Linked DNA regions of Homo sapiens: region 2 is linked to region 1. A link is an interaction called in ENCODE POLR2A ChIA-PET data of the cell type or tissue named here. Cell type or tissue: A673. All regions are shown on one strand.

Region 1 (4,000 bases):
AGGCTCAAGCAATCCTCCCGCCTCAGCCATTAGAGTAGCTGGGACCACAGGTGTCACACCTGGCTAATTTTTTAAATTTTTTGTAGAGACAGGGTTTTGCTCTGTTGCCCAAGCTGGTCATGAACTCCTGGGCTCAAGTGATCCACTTGCCTTGGCCTCCCAAAGTCCTGGGATTGTAGGCATGAGCCACCATGCCTGGCCTGTCTGGTAATTTTGAATTGGATGTCAGACTTTGTGAATTTTGCATTGCTGAATGCTGGATTTTGTTAAATTCCTTTAAAGATTATTGAATTTTGTTCTTATATAGCATTAAATTACTTGCGGATCGATTTAATCCTTTTTGCTTTTAAACTGTTGAGAACTCTACCCAGTGCCCGGTGTGTTTTGAGGTCTCTTCCCTATGGCTGGTAGAAGTTTGAATTATCCTTAGCCCCTTGTATACTCCAGAAATTGTTTGGCCCACTGTTTTCTGGTGGTTCTTTTTCCAGCCCACACATATGCAGAATTTGTAGCCAAAGATTCTGGAGCTCACTGAACAACTTCTTCCTCTCTTGGATTCTGACCTGTAAATACTGGCTGCTCCAGCCTCCCTAAACCCCAGTCTCTGCCTCCTCAACTCAATAACACTGCTAAGCTCTTTGACAATCTCTCTCCCTATACTGTTGCTTGGAAACTGGCTCTCAGAATCCACAGCCCCCACTGCCTATTGCCCAATGTCTGAAAACTGTTGTTTCAGATATGCTGATTTTCTCATTGTTAGTGGCAAGAGGGCAATTCCCTTAGTAGATACTTCTTCACAGATAGAAGAGGAAGTACCTATCATTATTTTATCAAATGAAATATATATATGTATGTATGTGTATATATGTATATATTGAAAATTAAATTCTAATTGAAAATAAACTTGGAGAAGGCACTTTTGAGCCGATATCCCTAAACAGAAGTAAAGATTTACATTAAGAGAATATCAATCTTTGCCAGACTTAGAAAATTCAGATTAATATTCCTATACAGAAAAAATTAGCAAAGTGAGAAGTGTAATTTTAAAGGCTTTTAAAATTCTAATATAACTTTTGCTTCCAAGAGTCTAAAGTTGCTTAGATACCAAGAGGTTTGTTACAGTCTTCATGAGATTATCTAAAATTTGGACAAGATAATTAGCATCAGTACTCAGTCATGCAGAAAAGATATCATATCCTGTACTTGCTAAAAACTGGAATAAAATATTTTTTGTCAAAAGGGACCAGGTCCTTAGAGTTCTACAGGTGGCTTCATTTTTAGATATGTTATGCTCTTGTTTTGCTACCTCCCAGAAGAGTTACTTTCCACTTGATAATGCTAAAGTATGCACATGACATTCTAAGGAAGTTATCTGCAGAAGAATAATGCAGTAGGAGTTCCACTGAGTAGGTAGGTACCTGGCATTATAATTGATAAAATGGGGCTTAATAAATCCTTTCCTTTAGAACCTTGCCGCCAAGAGTTTTCACTAATTCCGGATTAAAATTGGAGATTGACACATTCTGGTTTAGAAAGATGTTCTGGAGTTTCCTAGAAAAAGCTGAGAATACATTAAAGCTACTTAACCAATTATTTTAGGAACACCTAGACACAGATGTTGCATTTAGTCTAAGAAATCTGAGGCTGTCTGATTAAGAAGGATAACAATAAACAGCCAGCATAAAATCTAGGTCTTGTTTATGGCACAAGGAGAAACTGGGGGAATTTGGAGCTGCTTATTCTTAGCAGCTGGATGAGTCACTGGCAGCTGCTATTAGAAAGATAAAGAAACCCACATCTGCTAAGAGTCCAAATGCTATATGAATCCCTCGTGATAGTAAATACATTCTTGAAGAGGCCCCACTTCTATATCAGGAAAAAAGTTAAGGCTATCTGAAGACTGTTTTCCATAGTTATCTCCATATGTTCTATCACAGAAACTAGCTCTAGCCATATTCTTCAACATGCAGCTGACCCTTGAACAACACAGGTTTCAGCTGTGCAGGTCCACACTTTTAGGTGGATTTTTTTCAACCAAATATGGATCGAAAATACACTATTCTAGGGATATGAAGCCCTGTATACGGAAGATTGACTTTTCACATATGAGAGTTCCACAGGACTAATGTAGGCCTTGATTATGCGTGGATTTTGGTATAAACAGGGGTCCTGGAACCAATCCCTGCATAGACTGAGAGACGACTGTACTAGGTGGTCTAAAACAAATATTTGCTGACTGAGTGAGGGACTGGGAAAGATAACCTCTGATAACATAGCACGAGCTTTACCTATATACTCACAGTTCCCAGTTTTGTTTACATAGAGACCAATGGAATAGTTTTTCTGAATTACTTAACTTAAAATTGAGTCCACATTGGTTTTTGCCTATTAGTGCATTTATTCTGTAAGGGAAATGATACGATCCTCAGTACACTAAGTACTTCTTTCATAATACTGTAATGGAGATGCATGATCTCCAGAGTTATATGTCAAAGAGGCAATGATTGAAGTAAAAATAGTAGAAATAGCACATCAGCATATTAGTAAATCTGGGTTCAATTTCTAGCTTTGCTACTAATTCACCATGAAATCTTTCTGCAAGTTACACAATTTCATTATTTACAAAATGGGCACAATAATACCCACTTTACCTATTTCTTAGGGCAGTGGAACTAATAAGATATTGGGTGGAAAAGTTTTAGAAAAGATTTAGTAACTACATATAAAAGTTTAATAGCTATATATTTAGTAGCTATTTAGAAAAGTTACAGTTTCGTAGCAGTAGCATTGATTAGAGCATGGTGGGGAATCTCATAAATTCAAAAGCAGGGAGACTACCTATTCACTGACTATAACCTCAGTGGGGAGGGGAGGGGAAGGAAGGAAGGGAGGGGAGGGAGGGAGGGGAAGGAAGGAAGGAACGAAGGAAGGAAGGCAAGAAAGAAGAAAGAAAAAGAAAAGCAAGCAAGCAAGAAATTGTCTTAAAGGTATTTATGAAAACACATAATATGAAAGTAGGAGACCAGGCATGGTAGCCCACGCCTATAACCCCAGCACTTTGGGAGGCTGAGGTGGACGAGTGGCTTGAGCCCAGGAGTTTGAGACCAGCCTGGATAACATAGCGAAACCCCAACTCTATAAAAAATAGAAAAATTAGCCACACATGGTAGTGCACAAATATATTCCCAGCTACTTGAGGTGGGAGGATCACCTGAGCTTGGAAGGTCGAGGCTGCAGTGAGCTGAGATTGTGTCATTGTATTCCTGCCTGGGTGACAGAGTAAAACCCTGTCTCCAAAAAAAAAAAAAAAAAAAAAAAAAAAAATTGAAATTTATTCTGTGGCTATTACTTGAAGGCTTTTAAAAAATATTCTTACCCAGTGGCCCAAGCCAAAAACTTGGAAATTACCACGGTCTTCTCTCTCATCTTAATGCCAAATCCAATCACCAAATCCTATGGATTCTATCTCTGAAAGTGCCCCTTCTGTCTCCATACTGCCTTAGTGTTGGGTCTAATCTCTCACTCAACTACTACCAGACTTCTATGTTCCTTGTCTCTAGTCTAGGCCATCTTCTACACTGCCTTTTGAATGATCTTTCTAGAGCTCAGATATCACCACACCACTCTCCTATCTAAAAGCCTTCAAATAAGATGGGGCATGGTGGCTCACATCTGTAATCCCAGTGCTTTGGGAGGCTGAGGCCTTGAGCCCAGGAGTTTGAGACCAGCCTGGGCCACACAGCAAAACCCCGTCTCTACAAAAAAATTTAAAATTAGCTAGGTATGGTAGGCATGTACCTGTAGTCCTAGCTAGTTGGGAGGCTGAGTTAGGAAGATCACTTGAGCCTGGAAGCTCAAGGTTATAGTGAACTATGATCATATGATCATGCCACTGCACTCCAGCCTGGGCAACAGGGTCTTTTTTTTTTTTTTTTTTTTTTTGAGACGGAGTATTGCTCTGTCACCCAGGCTGGAGTGCAGTAGCGCGATCTTGGATCAC
Region 2 (4,000 bases), 160 kb after region 1:
CAAACCTTAGGCAGCAGGACATCTTTTTCTTCCAGGGAAATCTTAGTTGGAGCCCTAATATAGAAAACATTTGTTAATGTATATCAATTTTATAGGTTCAAATATAACATTTGCTCATGATTGAGCTCAATCAGTGAGAATAATGAGACCACGTTGGTGGTTGTGATCATGGGAATCAGATTTATGGATGACAGAGTTCTCCATCAGCCTTTGCATCTAGTTTATTTCTGAGTTTTGTTTCGATTGCTTAGTATTAAGAATATTCTGATTGACCTGGATAAGTATATCAAAATGTTTTATAGATTGTTAAAAAAACAGGCCAGGCACGGTGGCTCACGCCTGTAATCCCAGCACTTTGGGAGGCTGAGGTGGGCAGATCACCTGAGGTTGGGAGTTTGAGACCAGCCTGACCAACATGGAGAAACCCCATCTCTACTAAAAATACAAAAGTTAGCCGGGCGTGGTGGCGCATGCCTGTAATCCCAGCTACTTGGGAGGCTGAGGCAGGAGAATTGCTTGAACTCAGGAAGTGGAGGTTGCGGTGAGCCGAGATCACGCCATTGTACTTCAGCCTAGGCAAAACTCCGTCTCAAAAAAAAAAAAAAAATAGTTCAAGCGTGGTGGCTTACGCCTGTAATCCCAGCACTTTGGGAGGCTGAAGCAGGCGGATCACGTGAGGTCAGGAGTTTGAGACCAGCCTGGCCAACATGGCAAAACCCCATCTCTATTAAAAATACAAAAATTAGCCAGGCATGGTGGCAAATGCCTGTAATCCCAGCTACTTGGGAGGCTGAGGAAGGAGAAACTCTTGAACCCAGGAGGTGGAGGTTGCAGTGACCCGAGACTGCACCACTGCACTCCAGCCTGCGCAATGGGAGTGAGACTCCATCTCGAAACAAACAAACAAAAAACCACAGAAACAGCTCACTTGTCAATCTCAGGCTATTTTACAAATAGGTGAAGTGGTCAAATTCTAATTTGGTATCAAGCACATTGGACTCAAATGCCTAGGGAATTTCTGAAATGCCTCTGCAAAACCCCAGATGACAATTTACAAACCCCTGGGTCAGTGCAGTGGGGGACCCTGGGAATGCGTCAGGGAGACAGAATTCAGAAAGTGATGTATGGTTGACTGTGAGGAGGAAGTGCATGCCCTTGGACAGTTACTTAACTCTTTTGTGCCTCAATTTCCTCATCCTCATGGAAATTACAGTATCTAGCTCACAGAGTTGTGATGCTTAAATGAATTCATGTATCTGAAGTGATGACAATAGTGCCTGGCCCAAAAAATTGCTTCCTGTAAGAGTTTGCTCCTATTACTATGGGACATGGGGGCCTGGGTTGACTCCTTGACATTTTTTGCTGCTGCTTCTCACCAGGGGGCCTGGCTGTGGATTGGGTCCATGACAAACTCTACTGGACCGACTCAGGCACCTCGAGGATTGAGGTGGCCAATCTGGATGGGGCCCACCGGAAAGTGTTGCTGTGGCAGAACCTGGAGAAGCCCCGGGCCATTGCCTTGCATCCCATGGAGGGGTAAGTTGTATCTCAGGCTCCCGAACTTTCTTGCAACCTCTCGGGACAGCTCCCAGGCTACCTGGACTAGACATTCTGGGAGTACATCCTCAAAGTGTGGTGTAGCTGGGCGCGGTGGCTCACGCCTGTAATCCCAGCACTTTGGGAGGCCAAGGCGGGCAGATCACCTGAGGTCAGTAATTCGAGACCAGCCTGGCCAACATGGGGAAACCCCATCTCTGCAAAATACAAAAATTAGCCAGGCATGGTGGCGGGTGCTTGTAATCCCAGCTACTCGGGAGGTTGAGGCAGGAGAGTTGTTTGAACCCAGGAGGCACAGGTTACAGTGAGCTGAGATTGCGCCACTGCACTCCAGCCTGGGAGAAAGAGCAAGACTCTGTCTCGAAAAAAAAAAAAAAAAAAAGTATGATGTTAATAACATGGGCTCTGTCCCCCACACACTTGAGTCTAGGTCCTGGCTCTGTAATAACTGGCTGTGTGGCCTTGGGCCAGTTAATCTCTGTCTGCCTTGTTTACTCATTTCTAAATTGGTGATTAAAAAAAAATACCTCCATCATAGTTGTATGAAGATTAAATGAGGTGATGCATTTTAAATTGCATATAACACACATTAGATAAGTTGTAGGTGTTTCGTATTTTTATTATTAGCTCATAAGGTTGACCTAATTAATACAAATTAATAGTTATTAGTAATTCATAAGAATTGTAATTAATTATTATAGCCTAAAAATTAATAGAGGGGCCGGGCACAGTGGCTCACACCTATAATTCCAGCACTTTTGGAGACCAAGGAAGGAGGATCACTTGAGTCCAGGAGTTCAAGATCAGCCTGGGCAACATAGTGTGGCCTCATCTCTACAAAAATGTTTTCTAAATTAGCCTGGCATAGTGGCACATGCCTGTAGTCCCAGCTACGTGGGAGGCTGAGGTGCAAGGATGGCTTGAGACTGGGAGGTCGAGGTTGCAGGGAACCGTGATTGCAACAGTGACCTCCAGCCTGGGTGACAGAGTAAGACCCTGTCTCAAAAAAAGTTAAATAAATAAAATTGAGAAATCTGGTCAGGTTCAGTGGCTCATGCCTATAATCTCAGCACTTTGGGATGCTGAGGTGGGCAGATTGCTTGAGCCCAGGAGTTCAAGACCAGCTTGGGCAACATGGCAAAACCCCATCTCTATAAAAAGTACAAAAATTAGCTGGACTTATTGATGCATGCCTGTAGTCCCAACTACACAGGAGGCTGAGGTAGGAGGATCACCTGAGCCCTGGAGTTCGAGGCTGCAGTGAGCCATGATTATGGCACTGCACTCCTGGATGACAGAGTGAGACTCTGTCTCAAAAAAAATTAAATTTAAAATTCAGAAATCTGAATTAAAGAAAAACTCCTGAAATGAAGTTCTCACCTCTGGCTTTTAAAAATTCTATGCAATCAATGGAGGGAGTATCTTATAAGGTCCTACAGTATGTATCAACTGTTTTAGAAACTGTGTGTGTGTATGTGTGTGTGTCTGTGTGTGTGTGTGTGTGTGTGTGTGTGTGTGTGTGTATAAAATACAAAAGGAGCCGGGCATGGTGACTCAAGCTTGTAACCCCAGCACTTTGGGAGGCCGAGGCAGGTGGATCACTTGGGGTCAGGAGTTTGAGACCAGCCTGGCCAACATGGTGAAACCCCATCTCTACTAAAAATACAAAAATTAGCTGGGCATGGTGGCGGGTGCCTGTAATTCCAGCTACTTGGGAGGCTGAGGCAGGAGAATCACTTGGGTCCAGGAGGTGGAGGTTGCAGTGAGCTGAAATCGTGCCACTGCATTCCAGCCTGGGCAACAGAGCGAGTCTCAAAAATAAAAGAAAATAAAATACAAAAGGCAGTGGAAGAGATTGTGACAAAGAAGAAAGTGCCTGTCCTAATATTACATTATATTGTCAATTCTGTGAGACTTTTGTCTGTTTTGTTCACTGCTAGATTTCCAGTGCCTAAGATAGTATGTCCTGCCTGTTGCCAGTATGAAAAAAAAAATTATTAAATGAATAAATGCCCTGTCTAAAGACATTTAAACTCAGACACTTAAAAAGCATTCTGAGGCTGGGCATGGTGACTCATGCCTATAATCCCAGTACTTTGAAAGGACAAAGCAGGAGGATTGCTTGAGCTCAGGAGTTTGAGACCAGCTTGGGTAACATAGCAAGACCTCATCTCTACTACAAAAAAAAATTAGTTAGGTGTAGCGATACTAGCTGCTCAGAAGGCTGAAGTGGGAGGCCTTCTGAGCCCAGGAGATTGAGGCCGCAGTGAGCTGTAATCTCACCTGCCCTCCAGCCTGGGTGACAAAATGAGACCCCGTCTAAAAAAAAAATTCATTCTGTGGACCAAACATTGGAGTCCCCTGAGTTAAATGGATAAAAGCGCCCTACCTGATTATTCTCCTGGTTACCTACCTGTTTTCTGCTGCCCACTTCCCAATTTAC

Evidence for each region. ChIA-PET counts read pairs that join two places held together with the same protein. Peaks named below come from ENCODE experiments on the same cell type or tissue, not always from the same donor. Only the 100,000 strongest peaks of a DNase experiment are listed, where the experiment ranks them.
Region 2: POLR2A ChIA-PET joins it to region 1 with 18 read pairs; 4 of 35 experiments call an interaction of 5 or more read pairs at or near these places.

What each region holds. Positions count from the first base shown.
Region 1 is chr11:47,054,253-47,058,252 of GRCh38, reverse strand. The region is part of intron 3 of CSTPP1 (centriolar satellite-associated tubulin polyglutamylase complex regulator 1); the gene reads right to left. Among named protein-coding and RNA genes, the nearest start is that of CSTPP1, 120 kb to the right of the region's middle. RefSeq lists an enhancer at 449-998. In A673, no CTCF peak of the experiment used is centred here; a DNase peak (open chromatin) is centred at 1,762.
Region 2 is chr11:46,890,509-46,894,508 of GRCh38, reverse strand. LRP4 (LDL receptor related protein 4) reads left to right here. Exons shown (of 38, transcript NM_002334.4): 13 at 1,380-1,536. Among named protein-coding and RNA genes, the nearest start is that of LRP4, 26 kb to the left of the region's middle. In A673, no CTCF peak of the experiment used is centred here; no DNase peak of the experiment used is centred here.